2 separate regions of the Homo sapiens genome follow, and region 1 is linked to region 2. A link is a contact called in ENCODE Hi-C or POLR2A ChIA-PET data. All regions are on one chromosome and are shown on one strand. Each heading gives the region's core, a stretch centred on a gene start or an enhancer-like site at or near the end of the contact. The rest is flanking DNA. Distances are from core to core; before and after follow the strand shown.

Region 1 (6,156 bases), core at 3,244-5,743, 130 kb after region 2:
CTTTTTTGCTTTTCTTTTTTTCTTTTAATATTAAGACTCAAAATTTTTGTCTACGCAGATCCACCTCACCCTAACTTCTTCCTTACTGGTGGAATACCCATGCAACTCTGCTCTACGGTAAAATCCAGGTTGGTTTAAGGCTTAGATAGAAAGAATTCCTGTTAATCCCAGTCCTCTTGTCAGAGATTGGTTTAGGAGAGGGAATGTCACCCATTTCCAGCCAATGAGACCTGAAGGAAGTCTGCTCTCAAGCTTCTGAGAAAGATTTCTTCATACTAGGAAGGAAACACCAGAAAAGATGATTCATTTTTACCTCTGGTTATGGCCTTCCTGGGATATACAGCCCAGAGCTGTTCAGCTGTCCTGTAAGTCTGAGGGGAGTCAGCCTCAGGGCAAAGTACAAAAAGAAAAATGACACCATCAAGCCATGGAATCAAGCAATTCTGAAAAGTGTTCCATTGGTCCTTTGTTAAATGCGATGTTTTTTTCCCTTATTAACTGATTTCTATTAGAGTTTTCTGTTCCTTTTAGCTGAATGCAATCTGATATACCAGATATAAGGACTTTAGTTCACTGCTGATGGAAAATAAATTCTTTTAATATTTCTGGAGGGAAATTTAATGAAATATATAAAAAACATTTTAATCTAACAAAGTCACTTTAGTAATTTTAATAATTATATATTAGCTTCAAATTTACATATGTAATATGGCTTATAATAGTGAAAAGGGTGAAATATAAATTTCCAATAATAAGGGACAATGATTAAATAGATTTTTGGCTATTCAAAGAATGCCACACTGCCTTTTACCAACAAATAAAAAATTACTTAAAATTAAGTGCCCCCCTGGTTACACCCATAATGATTATATGTGCATGTAAGAAAACCTATTACCAGAACGAAAATGTGGTATATACCTTCCATTTATCTATTTATCAAACATTCTTTGGGGGTCAGCAATGTGCCAGGCATTCTACTAGGTGTTAGAGATGCAAAGGGTCAGTGAAAAGTAAGTCATTGGAGTCACAGAGATTACATTTTAGAGCGGAAGACAGTAACCAAGCACGCAAATAAATAAAAAGGTAGTTTTGGTTTTCTAATAAAGGAAAAAAATAGGGTTGTGTAATGGAAAGTAAATGGGTTGGTGGGTGGGGATGGCTTTAAACTGGGTAGTCAGGAAGGTACTTTCTGGGATGGGACATGATAAATGAGAAGAGCTACACAAGTAAAGAGTGAAGAGAAGACTGGTCAAGGAGGTGGAACAGCAGAAACAAGAGTTCTAATGTGAAAAAGAACTCAACATGCTATAGGAGCAGAAATGATGCCAGTATGGCTGGTGTAGAGTGATAGAGGGGAAGGGTACTGCTAAATGGTGTTGGAAAAGTGGGCAGGATCCCCTTCATGTGTAATGGCTTATAAGCCTCATAAGGAGTTGAGGTTTTATTGGAAGAGTTATAGGAAGCTGTTGGATTATTTTAAGCTGGGAGATAACACGAGGTGACTATCACCCTTTGGCTGCTGTGAGGAGAATGATTGTAGAAGCAGGGAGAACGATTTAGAGTCAATAGCCAGATGGGAGATGGCAGTAATTTGGAGAAAAGTGGACCAAATTATTTTAGAGGTAGAATTAATAGGTTTCTCTAATGGACTCTATGTTGGTAATGTGGTGATGAGATGAATAGCTAAACAAGTGAAAACCTGAAAATAGGTAGTTACATACGTTAAGTTTGGAGTTCAGGGATAAAGTCTACACTGAATATAATATCCAGAAGATGGTGCAAACATTGAGTGACTTCTCCAACCGAGTCACCTATTGCTCTACAGAGTCTTTCTCAGATGAATAACGAAGGGCCAATTTTTATTTTTCCTCATTGTCCCCATTCAGACCTTTTTTTATTACTCTGCTTTTCCCCACAAAGCCCCTGATCTATCCTGGAGAAGTCACATCCTTCAGATTCTGTGTATCACTAGTCCTTGGGATGCTTTTGATGAAGTGTTTATAAGACAAACAAACCTTTCTTTTAGCACAACTTTGGCATATTATTGTGTTCATAGTTGGCAACTAGTAGGAAAGAAAGGCCAAAGAAAGGGGAAAAAGACCTTCTTAAATATGATGTTCATAACAGCCAGGCACGGGTGGCTCATGCTTGTAATCCCAGCACTTTGGGAGGCTGAGGTGGGAGGATCACTTGAGCCCAGGAGTTCGAGACCAGCCTAGGCAACATAGTGAGGCCCAATCTTTAATTAAACAAACAAACAACAACAACAAAAAATATATACATATATATATATATTGCTCATAACAAAGAGAATTTGGGGAAATTAGTATACTCAGGCACTGCTGGAGGGAGTATAGATTCTTTCAGCCTTTCTGGAAGGCTATGTGCTATAGAGATCAAAAGTCATAAAGATGTGCTTAGTTTTTGATCCATAAATTCAGTTTCTACCTATTTTCATATAGAGATAATTATGCATGCATGAAAACATTTAGTTAGAAGGATGTTAATGGCAGCATTCATTATAATAATGAAGACTAGGAAATAATAAATATCTAACAATAGGGGATATTTTTTGGACTACTCAAACAATGAAATGTTCTCCTGTCATAAAGTATTATATTTGGAATATATAATGACAGGGAAAATTTTAACTTATTGTTGAGCAAAACATATTGTTGAGCAAAAAAATTACAAAATGGTGTATATATTGTCATTACATAACAATAATAAAGATTATTAGTACAAATATTAACAGTGGTGTTGGTATTCTTTGTGACCTTCCTTCCTTCTTAGCTTCTTTCCTTCCTTCCCTATTTTCTACATTGTACAAAGATAAGATGAAAAAATCTTGAGAAAAAAAGAAAATTGTTGTTATTGAATGGTATATGCAAATTGATGGAATTGGAATTGGGAGCTCTATTATGGATAATGGGATGAATGTTAGCAACTGCGATTAATATCAAATAGGAAATTGTCAATGCAGAGAGAGAGAAGTACACATTCATAGTTAGCAAATAGTTGTTTTAGCTAATGTTCCCTCTGAAAATATTTGTTTGTTTATTTAGGTCTCATATTTTTGAAAATGAACATTTTGATTGTGTCAAATTCCCACTTAAGAGTCAAATGTGACTGTGGTCCTTGTGCAGTGCGAATGAAGGAGAACAACATCCAGAAGGCAATGTCTTGGGGCTAAGCTAAGCCTATGATGTCGCTTGCCCTCCTTAGTGCAAGAGAACCTAGAAATAAGCGGTCTTAAGAAGGCTCCCCTTAGGGCACAGCTGTTTGCTTCAGTCTTTTCTTCCATTAATTCCTCTGCCTGTAGAAGACGAAAGCTTGCATTTCAAATTAGATGTGAACAATATGCCGTGTTGCAGAGGCCTGTGAGATGCATCACCTTGCTCTGTGCCTTCCTGCCTCCTTGCCTTTTCTAATGCTGCTCTCTCTGCCTAGAATGCCCTTTCTCCCCTAAATGATACCTGGCCCCAGGTTAACAAATACTACCATAAGCAGTCATCTATTTATAAATTTTACCCATGGACAGAAGAAAAAGTCTCTATATTCATCCCCAAAATATATAATCCCTACCTATCCGAACTGAAAAGTGGAAAGTGCATGACCATAGTATTGACCAATGCCAGTTGTAAGCTCAGAATGGTGGAAACACTGGACACATACTCCTTGGGTAGATCAAACAGGGTTTATTTATCTAAAGGATATAAAAGGAAATCAACACAGTTGTGATGTACATTATAAAGATCAACAACATCATTCAGGACAGATAGAGGTTTATTCTTCTAAAATCTTCACTACAGGGTGCATAGTTACAGATGATAACATCTGAGTAAAGGCCATAATCGGTCCTTCTGGGGACTAAATGGTCTTTCTCTTTACATCTATACTTACACCCAATCCTGGATTAGTTCTCTAAGTAGGCTAGTCTGAGTATGTTCTAGGGACCACCTCATTGGAGCCAGGAGCACCCATTAAACTTAGCTTTATACCATGGAAGTAATTGAAGACCAACCAAATGAGAACAAGCAAAAGCTGTTTAGAACAAGCTTGCTGTAGCAAAGGAGTCAGCCACTGTCAGTTGCATTTTGGCAGAGAACTCAAAGGCAGGCACAGGACTGCAAAAAAGGGAAGACTTCAAGCATGCTTGGATTGGAGGGTTTTGGCATGGGGAAGCTGTAGACATGCTGGGGACAAAAATTACGAAACTGTCAGCCAATTATCAAGTTGATGATGGCAAACCCCAAAATTGGAGCTCAGCCCAGGGGGGTTCTTGGTTTCACTCAGGAAGGAATTGAAAAGTAAGCTGACAGTGAAAGAAAGCAAATGTACTAGAGCCACAGTGAACAGAAAATGACTGCTCCATAGACAGAGCAGGGCTACCCTATAGGCAGAGTGGCCCAGAGTAGCACTTGTGGATTGGTGGCTATTTATACCCGCTCTTAATTATGTGCTAAAAAGGGATAGGTTATTCACAAACTGTCTGGAAAAGAGGTGAGGAGTTCCCAGAACCACATAAGGTAACTTCTGGGTCATTGCCACAGCCTCATTTATAAACTGTCACGGTGCTAGTGGGAGTGTCTTATGCAAACACATTATAACTCTGGGTATGGGAAAGCTGTAGGCATACTGGGGACAAAAATTAGGGAAACTCAGTTAATCAAGTTGATGCAGGTGAACCCCAAAATTGGGGCTTAGCCCAGGAGGATTCTTGGTTTCACTGAGGAAAGAATTCAAGAGTGAGCTGATAGTGAAAGAAGGCAAATTTATTAAAGCAACAGTGTACTCTAGCTAGTTTTGGCCAGTTTCTTTGCTGCGTCCTGTTTTAATCACCAGGGTGGCGACCAGTGCTTGGAAAACAAGTTGATCTGCTGATCTCCCACCTCATTTCCCCCTCACAGATTATATACTCCTCCTTAATCTTTACGGGTTATTGAAGGGTGGAGTCCATCTCCTCAAACTGCTTCCTGCTGATTTTACGAGTGTAGGCCCGGCCTAGCATTGGAGAAGTAAAAAAATCTCTAGAGGCTGAGTGTGGTGGCTCATGCCTGTAATCCCAGCAGTTTGGGAGGCCAAGGCGGGCAGATCACTTAATGCCAGGAGTTTGAGACCAGCCTGGCCAACATGGTGAAACCCTGTCTCTACTACAAGTATAATAATTAGCTGGGCATGGTGGCATGTGCCTGTAATCCCAGCTACTCAGGAGGCTGAGGCAGGAGAATCTTTTGAACCCAGGAAGCAGAGGTTGCAGTGAGCCAACATCACACCATTGCACTCCAGCCTGGGCGACAGAGTGAGATTCTGTCTCAAAAAAAACCCGAAAAATCTCTAGATGCCTGAATTAAGGGACCCAAAGGCAGGATTTCTTATTTTTTCAGTTAGAAGATGGGATGGGTTGGAAGTCCTGTGCCAATATCACACTCACATGGAATTGTTGTAATCTAGAAAGCACAAACTTTACAGAGGTTAAATAAGCCAGGGCCAAAGATTAGTAATAAGATAGCTAGTAAAGGGCCTAGGAAAGGTTAAACAAATCCACATTACACTTGGTAGGTATCCTTTGACAGAGTCCCAGATGTTTTGAGTGGTGGGGTTACTAAAGTTATTAAAATTATGTAACTAGGTAGTCTGTTGGTAAATCTTTTGAATTTGCAATTCAACTAACCCTGAATTGTTAACATAAGAACAGGTGTGGTTTATTACTGCACATACTCCTCCTTGCCATGCTACTTATCTATGTGTTTGTGAAACAACAAACAACAACTTTTTTTTTTTTTGACGGAGTCTTGCACTGTCTCCCAGGCTGGAGTGCAGTGGCGTGATCTCGGCTCACTGCAAGCTCTGCCTCCCAGGTTCACACCATTCTCCTGCCTCAGCCTCCTGAGTAGCTGGGACTACAGGCGCCCATCACCACGTCCGGCTAATTTTTTGTATTTTTAGTAGAGACGGGGTCTCACTGTGTTAGCCAGGATGGTCTCGATCTCCTGACCTGGTGATCTGCCCACCTCGGCCTCCCAAAGTGCTGCGATTACAGGTATGAGCCACCGTGCCCGGCCTGCGAAACAACAGCTTTAGGTCTTCTAGGGGTTCATAAGTATAGGTCATGGTGTCCTCCTCCTGTGTCTCCAGAGACTCATAAGAAACAGG
Region 2 (6,967 bases), core at 696-3,195:
TTGGATTCCGACAATGCAGTAGAATTTAAGGTGTTATGACTAAAACATGTCCTAAGCAGATTAAGCTAGTCATACAACATTTTAATAAAGAAGTGTCGAGATATTAAGTGTAAAGTGCACTCATTCCTATGAATACCGCAGGAGAAACATAGGTGAGGGGGAATCACACTGCCCTGGATACACATGAATATGCCATCTCCCTGCCTACCTCTACCCAACCCTACCTACACACACCTATCTTTACCACGCAGAGACAATTAAACAGCCATAGACTCTGGATGCATTTCTGTGTCCTTGTTCCCACTGGGTGAGTTGTTGCCAGCCTGACATTTTTCCAAATTCCCTACTAGTGGGCTCTATCAGGTAGGAAAGCAGGGACTTTACTGACCTGGGACCCCATCGCTGTGGGTCTCAGGAGATTTCAGTTTCCAAATGATACACGGCACCACCTAGCTATTGTGACAGCTGGGAGAGTGGATGTCACCAGCAGTAGAAATAAAGTATCCTGTTTCCTGAGGAAAACGCCCTGGCTGTGTGATGCTGACCAAGTGGGCACCAAACATTTCTCCGTGTGATATTTTTCTTCTTTTTAAAAGACCGCCCCCCGCCCCACCGCATCTCTCTATACGTATACACCTCCAGAGTTCATTCTAAAAGAACCAACACAAAGACCATCCATCCTCTAGCCATAAGGTTTTCAGTGCTTAAATGTGGAAGGAGAAGGTCTAGCTAGCATTGAAAGTTGTGGGGACAGGAAGAGGAATCTGATCATTCAACATCCTTCTCCTTCTGGTCAGACAAGAGAAAAACAATAGAAACTGCACAGTCAGGGAGTACAAGACCCTTATGGAACAGGTGCTAAGGAGAGAAGTAGTATCACAGGATGGAAGGCCCCTTCAAAACCAGGTACATTAGCAAGCCCAGAATGTGTAACGGTTATCCTATTTCCCTGCCATGTGCCTCAAAGCAACATGCTCACTTCCACATCCCCATGTCATGAGGCCAGAGGAAGGGGAAGCGAGAATCCCTACACTGGGCCATCCACACGCAGGAGCAGAACAGACACTGTGCTCAGAGTTGCAGGGTCAAAATAACAAACACTGTCCCACAGTCTTAGCCGGTGACATCAAGTAAGGGCAGCGGCAGATCTCTGGATTTGGGGCGCAGTTTGGGGAACGTGGATGCAACCACACGCGTACACACACATATACAGGATTTTACAAACCGGCCCCTATCCCACTGCCTCCCTCCACACTTCACACACCAAGTGCATCCTGCCCACCTCACCGTTTCCATCATCACATTCTTTCTCCAGGAGAGTCAGCCGAGAGATGAGGGGGTCCTAGCGGGGATTCCTGGAAATGTCACCCCCCAACACCTCCGTCCGCCACCCCATCCCCTCTGCTGTACCTTTTACACACACACTCTCACACACTCACTCCTGCCATGACTGTCATCAGGCCCGCCTGCTGCGCCCGAAGCCCGGCATCTCAGCGGGCACCGGACCCCAGGCGTCTCGCTCGCAACGCCGCCTTCCCCCGCCTCGCTAGCTGATGGTTCCAGGCACTGCCTCCTGGATGTCGCCTGCTGCCTCCGCTCCTCCGCACTATTGTTCCAGGCAGCCCCTCTCGCGTCCGGGGGCGCCCTTTGGCGAGGACCCGGGCTCCGTCGGGGGCCGCATCAGCGCCGGGCACCCCTTCTCACCCACCCCTCCCTGGCTGTGGTACCTTGCCTGACAGCTGGGTCCGCGGGCCCGCGGGAGCAGGCGGCGCTAGTGACAGCGCTGGTGCCAAGCCTGGGAATAAAGCTCCGCTCCAGCCGCTGCTGCCTCCAGCGCCACCATCTTCTCCCGCCGCAGCTGCCGCCGCCGCCGCCGCCGCCGGGACCGCAGCCGCCCTCGCCCAGCTCCGGCTCCGCAGCCGCTGCTCGGACCCCTCCGGTCTCGCGGCCCCACCCCCTTTCCCCACCCTCCCTCCCGCCCTCCAGCTAGCTCGCTGGCCCCTCGTGACGCGCGCTGGGGCCGGGCGGGCCTGCGAGGGAGGGCGCGGGGGAGCGCGCGCGCGCACGCCGCCTGCTAGTAGCGCCCCTGCCTCCCTCGCCCACTCGCGTGCGCGCGCGGCCCGCGAGCCCGCGGCGGCGGCGGCGGCACCGCTGATGTCCTCCGTGGGCCGCCGGCTGCAGCGCCCCTGCCCCGGCGCCGGTGGGCGTGCGGCACACCCGCGCCTCTCGCCTTCCCTCGCGTCCGGGTTCCGAAGGGCCCGCCCTGCCTTTCGGAATGGGTTCCACAGCCCCATCCTCTGGCTCCCGGCCGGACGCAAGGAGGGGAAAATGCAGCTGCATCCCCGAGGGGACTGACGGGGGCCTCCACCCTCCTCGGTGGCAACCCAGGTGGTCCCCAGTTTCCTAGCCAGCAGCTGTGGCCAACCTCTGCGCGAAGCAACGGGCCACGCTGCAGGACCACGAAGCCAGGCAGCCGCGTCGACTCCTGCAGGGTGTTCTCTCCGGAGTGACTCCCGAGCTTTCCCGCTTCCCAGGCCCCTTAGATATCGCCTGCGCTTCAAATTCGGAGATTGACGGCGTCTCCGGAATGCGTCGCAGTCCTGCGAGTTCTCCGCCAGGGGGAGAGCCGCGCGGGCTTGGGCCTGAGCGAAGACAGCCGGGCTGCAGCCCTCCAGGGGAACTGCCGAGTCCCGCCGGGGACAGCGGAGAGCCTGCGGATTGTGAAGCCGAGGAAGGCTCGGCTTGGTTTTCCTACCCGCTCCTCAGTTCTGGTTGATCGGAACTTAAGTGTCTTTGAGCCTAGCACAGGCCATCCGCCCTAGATATGGCTCCTAACTCGAGAGGCCACCCTTTGCGGCAGGGACCAGGTGGCAAGTGCTGTGCATTAATGAAAAGCTGTGGGCTAGACAGGCCCCGGGAGGCCTGGGCTCTGGCGCCAGCCCCACCTGTAATTGGCAATGCAATAGCTAAATCATTCCCCCTCTTAGAAACACAGATTTTTCCATAATAATGTTATAATGCACAAAGCCTTGTAGTTTGCAAAGCCCTCTCCGCACATGTATTCTCCAGTAAAATGAAGATAAGCGCTGGTTATCCAGATCCCTTGGGAAATGGATCTTTTACCACACCGTGTTTCCATATTATTTTAAGCACGTCTCTAGAGAAGTCTGGGGGTGTAGCCTAAAGCATTCTGAAAGTCTTGTTTTAGCTTTAAAATTCATATGAATTTTGCATTGTACTTTGTAATTTTTTTTTGCTTTAATAAAACAATAGCTACCTTCTCAAAAAGATTTTAGTAAAATTTAAAATTATATACTAGGAAGATGTCTGCTTGTCCTGTGACATTACTCATATTTTTTCCGGTGAATACTTATTTGGCATATGTACGAGCCAGACATGGTCCTTTTCCACCAGAGCTCACAGTACGCTGAAGGAAATAGGTATTCAACTATCAGACTGGCCAGGCGCGGTGGCTCACGCCTGTAATCCCAGCACTTTGGGAGGCTGAGTCCAGCAGATCACTTTAGGCCAAAAGTTTGAGATCAGCCTGGTCAACATGGCGAAACCCTGTCTCTACTAAAAACACAAAAATTAGCCGGGCGTGTTGGTGCACGCCTGTAATCCTAGCTACTCGGGAAGCTGAGGCACGAGAATGCTTGAACCGGGAGGCGGAGGTTGCAGTGAGCCGAGATCGCGCTACTGCACTCCAGCCTTGGTGTCTCAAAAAACAAACAAACAAATAAAACAATCAGACTAAGTGCAACTGTGATAAATTCTCAACTGCAAAGGCGCTAAGGTGCACGGGAAAACCTAATGTGGACTCTGGGACTAGGTAAGGCTTTCTAAGGAAATGACATTTCAGATCCCCCAGGAGAGGCAGCATTGAGACACTTCCAGGTAAAGGGAAGGAAATGTGAAAAGGCCCAAGCAGGTGGGGCCGAAGTGAGATGAGACTGGAGAGGCAGGCAGACTTTGTGGACCGTTTTTAAATAATGATTTTGTCTTATGAGCCTGGAAAGTCAATGAAGGGTTGCCAAGAGTTGGGAGCAGGCAAGCAGGATCACATTTCCGTTCCTGAAAGATGGCTGAGGTGGTTTGTGAGGAACTGATTCGTGGAGGGTCAGGATCCAGGGCGGAGAGAGTCTGAGCTTATCCTACTTAGTGAGTGTTTAGGGTTTTCTGTTTTTGCACTAACTGCTCTTTTGATTGTTTTTAGTTCTTGCCTCTGCTCTCCTGTGTACGCATCTAGGAGGCTTTCAGAGTGCTTCTCTGTAATAGTTTCTGTTTTGTTACTTTTAATCCACTGCAGTTTTAGGAAGGAAATGAACCCTGTTAGAATTTCAGGTTAAATAAGAGAATATAGGTTCTGAGTGAGAGGCTCTTTTCTGTGCATACACTTATTGCCATTTGGTTTGCTATCTCAGAGATCTTTCTGCTTATTTTCTACTTTTTGTGTTGCCTTTCCAGTTAGACTAGGTTCTTAGATGCATGAATAAGGGTTACATTATTGCTTTAATAATATCCTGGAATCTTACCTCGCAGGATTTTTGTGTAAAGAAAGTTATGTGAAATTTCTCTGCAAAGTATTCAGTGCCATATAAAGAAAGGTAATAATTGTTAGTTATAATGGTAGCTTAGAGACCTCCAAAACTAATTACTTACCAAATGTTCATATGTGGAAATTTCCCTCCCTCCCCCACCCCCATGAAAAACACATATTCCTATTTCTTCTGGATAGCATGAATCATTGTCTTAAGTGCTCTTGTTACTCTGTGCCTTCGCTGGCAGGAAACTCAAAGCCAAATTTTCAGATCATTGTAGGAAATGAGTGGATCCATATGGCATGTAGATCCATGTCTTAATCCCTCCTTTGGTCTTGTTCTATTCTATTTATAGATTTCCTGTGCCTGCTTTATTGATGTTTTTCTTTTTAGTAGATCTCTTATAAGGCACTCCAATCCACCACTCCAATCCACCTTCTCCTGTTAACAGGGTCGAAACTGCTATTCAAGTGTTTCAGGAAGCAGTATATAAAATACTGGCAGCCAGGCATGGTGGCTCATGCCTGTAATCCCAGCACTTTGGGAGGCCAACGTGGGAGGATTGCTGGGGAGTTCAAGACCAGCTTGGGCAACATAGTAAGACCCCCGTCTCTCAAAAAAAAAAAAAAATTAGTGGGCATGGTGGCGAATTCCTGCAGTCCTAGCTACTTGGGAGGCTGAGATGGGAGGATTGCTTTAATCCAGGAGGTTGAGGCTGCAGTAAGCTATAATTGTGCCATAGCATTTCTGCCTGGGTGATAGAGCAAGACCATGTCACTAAAAATAAAACACTGGCAACCTGCCAACCATTGAAGCAGGTAACAATAGTATAGACACTGTGCCAAGTGACTTGGGTTTAAAGTAAAGCCTTAACCACCACTGCATGTGCACCTAAAGTCTCCGTGCATGCCAGTATAAAACCTCATATTATTGGCAAACTTAAGTATGTCTCCCAATGGCTCATAGATAATCTCCTTTAGTTTAATCTCTGAGGTCCCAAACTCCATCAGCCTACACTATACCAATACAGACGGTTCCTGTCTTATGATGGTTCGACTTAGAAGTTTTTGACCTTACTTTTGGGCTTATCAGGGTATTAATTTTTTTTTTTGTCAGTGCCTCACTCTGTTGCCCAGGCTGGAGTACAGTGGTGCAGTCTTGGGTCACTGCAACCTCTGCCTCCCGGGTTCAAGCGATTCTCCTGCCTCAGCCTCCCTAGTAGCTGGGACTATAGGCGCCCACCACCATGCCCGGCTAATTTTTGTATTTTTAGTAGAGACAGGGTTTCACCATTTTGGCCAGGCTGGTCTCAAACTCCTGACTTCAAGTGATCCACCCGCCCTGGCCTCCCAAAGTGCTGGGATTACAGGCGTGAGCCACTGTGCTTGGCCTTAAATGCATTTTTGACTTATGTAACCCCACCATAAGTCAAGGAGTATCTGTATATGTTACCGTCACAAGCACTGTTGGTCACTTGGTAAAAGGACAGAGATTCAAAAACTTTTATTCATTTAGGGTTATTTTTATCAACAAAGACTTGAAGATTCCATGATTCACTACATCCATTCAAACTCTGCAAGAGTGTGACCATATCTTCCAGCTTTTGATATGGTTCTGGATAGCTTAAATTAGACATCCTTCTTCTGACATAAGTTGATACTTTTCCTTGATTTCAAGTTCTTTAGTGATTACCCTCTTTCTGTATCAGTCCTTGAGTTTATGAGCTGAGGTTGTATGTAAGACAAGCATAGAACAACCTTCGGTAATCTGGTTTCTCTTGAGGATTTCAGTTCTGCTAATATTTAATAATCCAGCATAATTCCTAACATATTGTATAGCCTTTTTGGTCACAGGATTTAAAGTGTATGAAAGAAATACACAATTATGACATGTATGTATCATAAACTTCAATAAATTTGCTTGTATATACAGATGCTTATTTCACCAGCTTTTTCTCTGGGCATGAAATCTGTCCAGAGAAATAATGCCCTTCTTTTCTTTTTTATTCTGCAAACAAGGTCAGGCTCCTTCTCTTTTTCTCCCACTGTGCCCTTTAATGAGTCCAACCAGAATTTTGTACTATGTGTTTATCTGATACATTGGAAGACATTCTGGTGCCCCATATGGTAATTCTACCTCTGAAAATGAAGTTTTTGAGTAAATAATGTCATGGGAACATATTGACTTTTAAAAATGGTTGTAATCCCATTCTCTGAACCATACTCCATGGCCAGGGGCTTGGGTTACACTGACTAACTTAAACCAATCAGCTCCCAGTCCTGGAGCTGGGTCAATCCTCCCCAAACCACATGGCTGATTGAGGATAGAGCAAGATCTGGTGACTACAAAAAGGGTGAAATGGAAAGAGGGAAACAAAAACACCACCTTCCCTGTTCACCTCAGGCATATAATAGTGAAAAACTATA

What was found. Hi-C counts contacts between places; a loop is a spot of excess contacts on that map. ChIA-PET counts read pairs that join two places held with the same protein, here RNA polymerase II (POLR2A). Pooled maps may share reads with other maps.
Region 1: a map of A673 shows a loop between it and region 2 (3-fold over the local background). The contact joins the enhancer-like site here to the promoter of APBA1 in region 2. A Hi-C loop is called at or near these places in 3 of 168 maps with a recorded cell type or tissue (A673, Calu3 and naive thymus-derived CD4-positive, alpha-beta T cell), 1 of 37 single-sample maps with no recorded cell type and 9 of 50 pooled maps. POLR2A ChIA-PET finds 5 or more read pairs at or near these places in 2 of 52 experiments (A673 and endothelial cell of umbilical vein).

What each region holds. Positions count from the first base shown.
Region 1 is chr9:69,801,883-69,808,038 of GRCh38, forward strand. No RefSeq gene overlaps it. Among named protein-coding and RNA genes, the nearest start is that of CFAP95-DT, 16 kb to the right of the region's middle. Within about 2 kb of position 4,494, at least 3 of the 41 ENCODE cell types and tissues checked have a DNase peak (open chromatin) inside an H3K27ac peak, as active enhancers do.
Region 2 is chr9:69,670,426-69,677,392 of GRCh38, forward strand. APBA1 (amyloid beta precursor protein binding family A member 1) reads right to left here and starts at 1,946. Exons shown (of 13, transcript NM_001163.4): 1 at 1,728-1,946. RefSeq lists silencers at 1,714-1,793, 1,974-2,023.